Linked DNA regions of Homo sapiens: region 1 is linked to region 2. A link is a contact called in ENCODE Hi-C or POLR2A ChIA-PET data. All regions are on one chromosome and are shown on one strand. Each heading gives the region's core, a stretch centred on a gene start or an enhancer-like site at or near the end of the contact. The rest is flanking DNA. Distances are from core to core; before and after follow the strand shown. Region 1 overlaps ZHX3 (zinc fingers and homeoboxes 3). Region 2 holds the start of RALGAPB (Ral GTPase activating protein non-catalytic subunit beta).

Region 1 (5,257 bases), core at 1,473-3,972, 2.8 Mb after region 2:
AGGAGGATTGCCTGAACCCAGGAGGTCGAGGCTGCAGTGAGCCAAGATCATGCCACCGCACTCCAGCCTGGGTGACAGAGGGAGAACCTGTTTCAAAAAAGAAAGACTTGCTTAATACTGGGCAGCTCAGTTATAGCAAGTACTAGTCAAGGGTGGCATGTCACTGTGTTCAGAGTTGGATGAACCTGGGTTCTAATCTGGACTCAGCTACTTCCTAGTGTAGGTCATTTGGGTCTTGGGCAAAGTATTGAACCTCCCAAACCTCAGTTCTCTTTTGCACAATGGAAATCATCTGAATATAGACAAGATAGGGCCCACTATAAAAATTAAACAAGATAGTCTGTGTGGAAGTATCTTTAACAGGCATTAAGTGCCTGTTAAGTGTCTTTAACAGGAGAATTAAGTAGCATGTTCAGGCTTTTTGCCTCCTTCCTCTTCCCCTCCACTCCCCAGTGACCAACTTGCACCCTGAGTAAGGTTTTGCAGCACCATCCTTCTCCTGTGGCTTGTAAACCTCTGCAGTAACTTCAGCAATCTACACTGCCTGCACCCTGCCCTCCCTGTATGCTCCCCTGAATCACAACCATATTTGCCTTTCTAGAGCACATATCATTGTCTTCAGTGATTCCCTGCAGGACAAAGTCTGCCCACTTCAGCCTGGTATCATGATCCTGTCTTAGTCTGGTCCAACCCACCCTTTCTGAACAGTTCCTTACAAACCCACATCTTCCTACCTCAACTCTGCCTAGGCCATTCCCCTGCTTCAAGCTCTTACAGAGCCTCCCATGGCCTACAGTATAAATTCCTAACTGTTTCAGGTGGCATTTGAGACCGATGGTATCAGGTCCCTGCGCCTCTCCAGTTTCACTGTCTGCTACTCGTTTCCCTCCTTATACTTTACACCCAAGCGTAAATCTACTTATAGTACCTGAAACCCCATGCTGGGTCATCACTCTTCAGCTTTACATATACTCCTCTCTTTGACGAGAATACTCTTCTCATCCATTTGGCAAATTCTTCAACAGACTTCAAACCTCTCTCAAATGCCTCTACTTCTGTGGTACAGTCTGTCCAGAACTGTGTCTTGTACATTTTTCTACTACTTTGCACCTGTGCCTGTCATACAACGATTTCTCCAGTTTCTCCGGTTTTTTTTTTGTAATTCACTGACCATTATTAATGTCTTCTCTGCTAAAAGTATAACAACACTCAGCTTTGCACAGAGCAGTTACTTGGGAAATGTTTGCATTGCTGAACACAGGCAGCTTCCAATCTCATGGGAACATCAAATGAAATGCAGAGGATACATGCTATACAACACAGTCAAGAGGACTGAAAGCAGGCAGCAGGAGAATTCCACAATATTCCTGTTTAAAATGTTAAAATGTTGGTGGCTGCCAGAGCTCAGGAAAAGAAAATTTTTTTATGTGGTTACAGCTCACTCTAACGAGTCAATTACATTGACCTAAAGCCCATGGTGCTCAAAACTGTATTTCTCTCTCCAAAACCTCATTCTTTTATAAAGCTCCCTCCTCTGTGGAATGAATGTGGGCAATCGCTTTTGCAGTGTTTGACGATGCCAGTTTATGGCTATGTTTTTCTGTTCACTGAACTGGCTCATTTCTTCAGGAGAACAAACTGTTCTCCACTGAAGCAGGAATTGGCTGGGTTCTAACAAAAAGATTTTTCCCCCCTGACAGTGTTTTTGCAAAAGACCCAAGTCAATTTATAGCCAAGTAACAAAAGGTCAGAAAGGTTAGTCAAGCAATGGGCGTAATTCCTGTGTGTCACAGCCAATAAAGGAAATGGGTGGGGATAAATAGTATGCAATTTTAACCTGAAATTATTTGTGCAAAACTATTCTTGTAAACTATACAAAATTACCCATGACTTCCACTATATAGGATTTCTCACTCTGATTTTTTTAAAGGTACATTTACTTTGGAAGAACTGAGATGACCTCAAATTCCTCATTCACAAATGGAAAATGTTAAAAACTTTCTTCACACTAATATAAGAAAAACTTGGTCATTGTTTTGCAGCCCTGAAACAGAATTGTTCACATAAAAAAAAAAATCTCATAGTTAAGTCACAATTAAATACAATTTGCATGACTGAATTTAAAATAAATTGCAAAATTCCCTTGCCAAAAGGGAAACAACATTGACCAAAAGGATAGGTCAAGAAAAGACCCTACAAAAGTGACAGTTCCTCTGTTTTAATCATGCTAAAAGTATAACAAACTACTGCATTATTCAGTGAGCATAAGAACAAGAAAAGCCTGCCTTTAAAGCAGACACGAAGAACTGACATCACCAGCCAAGCAAGCGGAAGGCAGATGAGTAATAGCCTGCACTGGGCGGCCAACCAGGCCCAGGCCCATCAGTCTGTGGAGTAAGAAAGCCTTTCAGATATCAAGGTCGTTGGGAGGCCTCCTTCCCCCAGTTCTCCAATACAAAGTCTAATCTACTCACCATTTAAAACAATCTTAGCATCCAAAAGATGAATGGTTAAATAGAACCCTGTCACCGTTCAGACAAGATGGTCTAAACCCATTTCTCTCCCCACCTCCTTGTAAGCACAACTGTAAATCCTGAAAATAACACAAAAGGCAACCAAAGGAGAAGTCTGAAAGAAAAAGGAAGGTGAATTACTTAGGGACCCAGGATTGGAGGAACAACATAGCAGCACATCTTATGACCACACCCCCATTCAATAGAAGAAGGTGGCCGAGGGTGTTTCCCAACCCCCAACCTAGCAACAGAGGGCAGCAGAGGATTGAATGGGAGTTCTGCCGACAATACCAAGCCAGCTGGAAGCACCAACAAGGGGGATAGCTCAGGACCCCACTAACAATAAAGCAGTCTGGGGAAACACTTTTCCCCCCAACTACAGGGCCCCCAGGAAGCAAGCTGCATCCCAGCAGGATGGAGACTCCCTCCTCTACCTAGATATCAGGCAGCATGGCCTGGGGAAACTCCTTACCCCCATCAGACAGCACCAACAGGGACTAGTGGGAGCCGTGGCAGCACCAGATAAACCAAGTGGACCAAAAGAGTACTGCAAAGGCTCTGAAAAGTAAATCATCGTTGGAACCACAAGAGTAAATCCCAGCTCACATGCTGCATCTAAACACTGTGACCGCCTGCTAAAATGGAAGATTTAAATAGGACCCAGACTCTCTTAATAGACAAAATGTCCGAAGTAGATTTTAAAAAATCACCTGTTGGCCAGGCGTGGTAGCTCATGTCTGTAATCCCAGTACTTTGGGAGGCTGAGATGGTTTAATCATTTGAGGCCAGGAGTTCGAGACCAACCTGGGCAACATGGCAAAACCATGAAGATGGACTGAAAACAGACAGAACCTCCAACACTTATGAAACAATAGCAAAAGATCCAATATTCATATTATCAGAGTCACAGGAGAGAATAAAAAGAAGGGCTGAAAGAGTATTCAAAAAGATAATGACTGAAAATTCCCCAAATTTGCTGAAGGACATAAACCTAGATTCAGAAGGTGAACATATCCCAAATAGGATAAACTCAAAGAAATCCACACTAAGACACATCTTAATTATATTTCTGTAAATTAAAGACAAAGAATAACTCTTGAAAGCAGAGAAAAACAACATACTACCTATAAGGGAATATCAAGCGACAACAGGTTTCTTATCTAAAACCATGGAGGCCTGGCCGGGCACACTGGCTCACGCCTGTAATCCTATGACTTTGGGAGGCCAAGGCAGGCAGATCATTTGAGGTTAGGAGTTTGAGACCAGCTTGGCCAACATGGTGAAACCCCGTCTCTACTAAAAATAAAAAATAATAACAAATAAAATTAAAAAATAAAACCATGGAGGCCAGAAGGAAGTGGCACAACATTTTTATGGTTAAAGGAAGTTTTTCAAACAGAAAGGAAATGATTAAAAGAATTCTGAAGCATCAAAAGGGAACAGAAAACAACAGAAAAGGCAGAAATATGGGGAGATATATATATATATAGATTATCCTCCTGTAGTCCCAGCTATTTGGGAGGCTAAAGCAGGAATATTGCTTGAGTCTAGAAGTTCACTTCTACCCTGGGCAACATAGCAAGACTCTGTGTCTTAAAAAAATTAAAAATTAAAAGGGGGAAGGTAAAGGGACCTGAATGGAAATCAGGTTTCCACATTTCACTCAAAGTGGTAAAATACTGATCATAGTAGACTACAGTAAGTCACATAGGTATACTGTAATACTCAGAGCAACTGCTAAGAAAATAATACAAAGAAATACACTAAAAAAACTATTAGAAAGTCAAGATAAAAACCTCTCAAAATGTTCAAGTAACCCAGAGAAAGACAAGAAAAGAAACAGTAAATAATAAATGGCAGATTAAAGCTCTAATATGTCAATAATTAGCTTAAAGATAAATGATCTAAATACACCAACTAAAAGGCAAAGACTGGCAGAGTAGAATAAAAATACAACCCAACTATATGCTGTTCACAAAAACTCACTTCAAATTCAACAAAATAGTTAAGCTAAAAGTAGAGTACTGTCTATAGAATAGATAGAATAGCAATGCTTATTTTACATTATGCTTATCATTTTTGATACAGAAAAATATTTGGATAAGACATGATAAATAAATACATAAATATCCTAAAAGTGAGATACAAAATATATATATATATATAACATGGCTTTACACTGTATGTAAGCAATTTCTAAATTAATACCTAAAAGGAATGATATCAAGATATCACTAAGGGAATCTCAATTATCTTCATTATTCTTTCCTATGTTTTTCAGATTATCTACAATAAGAAAGAATGGCTTTTATAACTTAAAAAATGTTGTTTTTTCCAAATAAAGCAGTCTATTCAAGATAACTGTATTGCTGCCTAGGGAGGAGGAAATAGTCTTTATCATTGCTAGCCACCATTAATGTGGATCTTTCTACTGGTGAGTTGGCTGTCTATACCTGCCTTACCCTCCAAAAGACCAGAGGCACAGGGCAGAAGGCCTGAAAGACCAGGAAATGTCCTCTTTTCAGACTTTGGGTATGGGATCCAGGGAGGAGGGGCTGGGAGTGGGAAATGAGAAGTTAGGGAGCAGAGGGATAGGGGACAGGGGCTAGAGAGAAGACAGTACAGACAGTAGAGCAGGACTACTGGATGCCTGCCTCACTTCTAGTGGTTTCCAGAGTCATTGCTCTAGGTCTTCTTAGGCCTCGCCACTGAGCTAGTTCCTGTGTTTTCTTAATCCATCACCT
Region 2 (4,684 bases), core at 1,429-3,928:
TCAATCCCACTTCTCAGTGGGAGGAGTGTCGGTTACATCATAAGGAGAACCATGGGATGGATCATATAGATTGGTATGGCATCTCCCAGAATGATGCTTTCAGGGTAAATAAAACAAAAAAGACTGGTGTAGTGATCTTTGGAAAAAAGTCTGTCACAAAAGCTTATACCGCTGCTCCTCTTTTTTCCAATTCTGTGCCTTTCCAAACACACTATACACAATGATATTTTGACATTACAGTTCAGATGAAGACATTCCCCAGTTTAGTCGATGTTTCTAGTTAGAGATCATGCCGTGGAACAAATTTGAATTGTGCACTATGTTTGGAGATCCAAAATGTTTTACTATGTGTAGCATCTCATGTGTCTCTTAAGTTTATTGTACATGTGTGCTTTTCTCAAATGTTTCAAAGTGTTCTAATGTTTAGTCTTTAATTTTCCCTCAAGGTATATGTGCGTATGTGTGTTTTATTTTTATGTTTGTTTAAGTGAAGACTTCAAAAGTTTTAAAAAATTAGCAAAGAGTGCAGAAAAAACATATCTTTTATGCCAGGCACAGTGATGTGTGCCTTTAGTTCCAGCTACTTGGGAGGCTGAGGCAGGTGGATCGCTTGGGCCTGGGAGTTTGAAGCCAGCCTGGGCAACATAGCGAGGCCCTGTGTCTTAAAAAAACAAACCATCATTTAGAGAACCACTCACTTGCATCTCTCCTCCACCAACTTGCACCTAATATTAAATCTTGTCTTTCTGTCCAGAGCAGTAAGTCTTACTGCCTTACATGTTATGTAAAAACCATATTTTAAGCAAAATTATTTGTTTGTATAATTTTCTGTTGCATCAATATATTTTTTCTGTTAAAAATATTTAGGTGCCTTAGGCTGGAATTGAACACAATTTTGCCCATTTTAATTAATGGGAAAAATTTAACAGCTTTCCACTTAGAAGCAGAATTTCAGGAATGAATTGAAACCACTAGAAGGGTGATAGCTGTATTTTCATCATCTCCCCAAGGGCTTTGGGACAGCTTTCCCATCCTCTGTGCCTGTCACTTTTCCAATTCCCATCACCCGTTGTTCTTCCAGTTAGTCACCCCTCCCTTGTCTGTTACAGGGGTTCAGTATTAATTGTGTTAGAATGCATCTGGTTGCAAGTAACATAAAACTCAACAAACTCTGGTATATATAAGATCCCTCATCCCGATAAGACAGGAAGGTAGTACAGGGTTTGTGTAGCTGCTTGAGTATGACTTAAACAAACAGGCTCCTGTCTTTCTGCTCCACCTTCCTCAGCACAGCCCTCCTCATGGCCTCTAGGCTGCTGTGCTCCCAGGTGTTACCCAGTTCCAAGCATGAAGCAGGGGAAAAGTGAAGGACACAAACTTCTCCAAGGGAAGAAGGAAGGGAAGGTCTCCTTTGATACTTCTGCCTACATCTCAGTGGCCAGGACTTTGTCTCACTGCCACCCTTAGCAGCAAAGAAAGTTGAGAGTTGTGTGCTTTGCTTTTCAGCCCCTGTAGTATAGAAAGGCAAGGGAGTGGTTGAAATAGATCTTGAGTTAGCCAACTACATAATTTGTCACACTGTGTTTAATTGAAATGTATTGCTTGGATCCAGTGTCCTGGACATAGCCTCGTTCCTGTCCTAGCACATTCTTACCCTCCTTTTCCCTCTTCCTTCCTGTAGCTATTTTTCTGGGGGGTGAGGTGTGGTCTTGAGGAAACACTCTTCAGTTTTACCCTTTCTGTGAGGATACTAGTTCCCTTATCACTCATTCCTCCATAGTCTCTTCTAACTGAGGTGAGGAGTCAGAATCTTCTTTGCTCCCTTCTGCTTTTCAGACAACCGTGCCTTCACCTCTACTCAACACCCTGACCCCTCCTCCCTCTCTCAATACCCAAGGTCAGTCTCAAGGCCAGGTCCTCCGTGAAGAATTCCACCATCCCTCCCTCCTCTTCTTTCTCAGTCCAAGTTTCCTCCTTTAGATTCTCAAAGCACTTAAGCTGTACCTCTCCAATGGTATTATTTTCTTCGTTGAAGTGAAAGCAAATTATTGAAAGTGGTACTGTTTACAAAATGTCTAGCGCATGGCAGGTGCTCGAAGTAGTATCTCTTAGTATTATTACTACTGTCTTATCTCGATCAGATTCAGCTCTTTAATGAGAGGCTCTAAATCTTATGTTCGATTCACCTTTGTAACCCACACCGGGCCTGGAATAGAGCACTGTTCATAATTAATGCTGTGCCCGTGTAATAAGACGGCGGCGAGCAAAGGGCATCATTTCAGAGGAAGAGTGCTGTAATGGTGGGATGGGAGAAATTCCTAGAACCTAGGTGGGAGCCAGAATCTTGCAGAGAAGCCCCTTATCCGTCTGCACCGAAAGCAGGTAGAGTGGATGCCGTAAGATTCCTAAGGACGCAGGTAGAGCGCCTCCTCTGTGCCGCGATGAGGTAGGTGCATCCGTCACTTCACTCCTCCCTCTCCACTTGATCCGGAATGGGAGGAACGCAATGCGTCCCGCGCGGCGATCTGGGATAGCTGCGCAGGCGCAGCTTCCGGCTCTGTGTCTCGGGAATTATTTGACGCCACCGGTTCAGCCCCGTAGAAAGCTCTGATTAGGCGCACCGCGCACGCGCAGTGGCCCACTTGGCTGGGGAGTTATTTGACGCCGCCGCCCCTGGCAGTCGGAAGTTGCCTGAGCAGATCCCAGCCGGCTGGCTCGAGTGGCCTTCGTCGTCCCTTGGCGCCCTGGGAGAGTCGCTGACGGGTGGACTGACGGACCGCCTGAGGACGGCCGGCCAGGGCGGTGAAAGCGCCAGCCCTATGGCGCGGGTCGCGTGAGGCGGAAGGCCGAGGACGGCCGGCGGCGGCGCCCGCCCCGGCGATGCGGGCCCCGCCCGTCGCCTCAGGTAACCGGGCAGCCGGCCCCGCCGCGGCCGGACCCTCCCCTCTCCTTCCCTCTCTTCCCCACCTGGCGGTCAAGGGACGGCTGAGGCTTGTTTCTCGGCTCTGGGTGCTCCAGGGGCCCGGCCTTTGGAAGCTCATCTGCAAATTTTTGGGAGACCCACGGGGGCGGGGAAAGCTTGGCCCTGGAGTGGGCGGCTGCTGTCGAGTCTGTGTAAACCCGGTCTAATCCTTGGGAGCTACCCCGGCCAGGCGAAGCTCTCTCCTGGCAACCTGGGGGAGGGGGCGGGTCTGGAGCGGAGCTAGACAACTCCCGCAAAGAATTTGGTCCAGCAGAAAGGTTAGGCAAGTTGCTGCCGCCCAGTGGGGACGATGCTGCCCATTGCACAGTGACACTTTGATGAGGGAGAGTTGATGATGGGAGTAAACAGCTAACCCCCATTAAGCGCTTCTTATCCGCCAGGCATCATGCCAGGCCATTACGTTCTCCACGTCTAACTTCACAGCAACCCTGTGAGGTAGGATTGTTGTCCCCATTTTACTGACGAGGCAACTGAGTCCCTGGGTGGTTGGGTGACTTAATTACCCAAGGTCACATAGCTAGTAATTTGAACCGGAGCATCCGACCCAAGTGCTTAACAATTAGGGCAGTGGCTCTCCAACTTTGCTACACTGTAGAATCACCTGGGGGAAATTGTAAAGGTTTCTGATGCCCATGTGGCATCCCAGACCAAAACAATCAGAATGTCTGGAGTTGAAAGCCAGACTTCAATATTTTTTTTTTAAAGATGCCCAAGTGATTCCAGCTTGCAGCAAAGTTTGGGAACCGCATGTAATTTGATAATTCTGCATCTCAAAAAGCATCTCTCTTTCTCCAGCTTAAGTGTGCAGGAGAATTGTCTGGGAGCTTGTTAAACTTGCAGGTTCCACCCGCAGAGATCTTTAGGTTGACTGACCACTACACCTTGTGAAAGACTGTTAGGGATGGAATTCTCTGCAGGGATTCTGAGTCATCTGGAACATTTAAAATGTATGCATCTTATGCAAACTGCTCGTTTGCAATTTTCCTAAATATACAGTACTTATAGGTGTAGCGTCTGTAACCTCTGGGTCGTTTTTACATATGCTGGAAGTCTGCCTAGACCATCCTCTGAACGTTCTGGCCATCCCACCCAAACGCACACACTTCTGCTCTCTCCTATATGCATATACACACCCTTTTCTTTTCTTTCTTTCTTTTTTTTAGACAGAGTCTTGCTCTGTTGCCCAGGCTGGAATGCAGTGGCATGATCTTGGCTCACTGCAACTTCCGCCTCCTGAGCTCAAGCAGTCCTCCCACCTCAGCCTCTCAAGTAGCTGGGACTACCACGCTTGGCTAATTTTTGAATTTTTTTTGTAGAGATGGGGTTTCTCCATGTTGCCCAGGCTGGTCTCAAACTCCTGGGCTGAAGCAGTCCACCCACTATGGTCTGCCATAGTGGTGGGATTACAGATGCGAGCCACTGTGCCAGGCCTACATACCCTTTTCTTCCTGTCTCTGGCTGCATTAGCTTTAAGCATTCCCTTCAAGATACCTCTGTCCCTGACCCCTACCCACCTTGAGTCCTTCCAATTTGCTCTTTAGGAACATCGTAGTGAAACTTATCAGTTATTTTTCTGAGTTGTAGTTCTATCCCTACTTCTAGATTATGAGAAGCTTTAGGGCAGGGACTATGTTTTCTTCATCTCTGTATTCCTTCCAGTGCTTTGACATACAGACTCACAAAGCTTTTACTCAGTGGAAT

What was found. A loop is a pair of places that touch in the nucleus more often than their neighbours do. ChIA-PET counts read pairs that join two places held with the same protein, here RNA polymerase II (POLR2A). Pooled maps may share reads with other maps.
Region 1: a loop to region 2 is called in a map of gastrocnemius medialis, with 11 times the contacts of the local background. The contact joins the enhancer-like site here to the promoter of RALGAPB in region 2. A Hi-C loop is called at or near these places in 1 of 168 maps with a recorded cell type or tissue (gastrocnemius medialis) and 1 of 50 pooled maps. POLR2A ChIA-PET finds 5 or more read pairs at or near these places in 1 of 52 experiments (T-cell).

The regions. Positions count from the first base shown.
Region 1 is chr20:41,247,174-41,252,430 of GRCh38, forward strand. The region is part of intron 2 of ZHX3 (zinc fingers and homeoboxes 3); the gene reads right to left. Among named protein-coding and RNA genes, the nearest start is that of ZHX3, 68 kb to the right of the region's middle. Within about 2 kb of position 2,723, at least 26 of the 41 ENCODE cell types and tissues checked have a DNase peak (open chromatin) inside an H3K27ac peak, as active enhancers do; they include gastrocnemius medialis, where a contact is called at or near this core.
Region 2 is chr20:38,470,165-38,474,848 of GRCh38, forward strand. It overlaps RALGAPB (Ral GTPase activating protein non-catalytic subunit beta), which reads left to right and starts at 2,679. Exons shown (of 30, transcript NM_020336.4): 1 at 2,679-2,905. RefSeq lists an enhancer at 2,400-2,469 and a silencer at 2,760-2,959.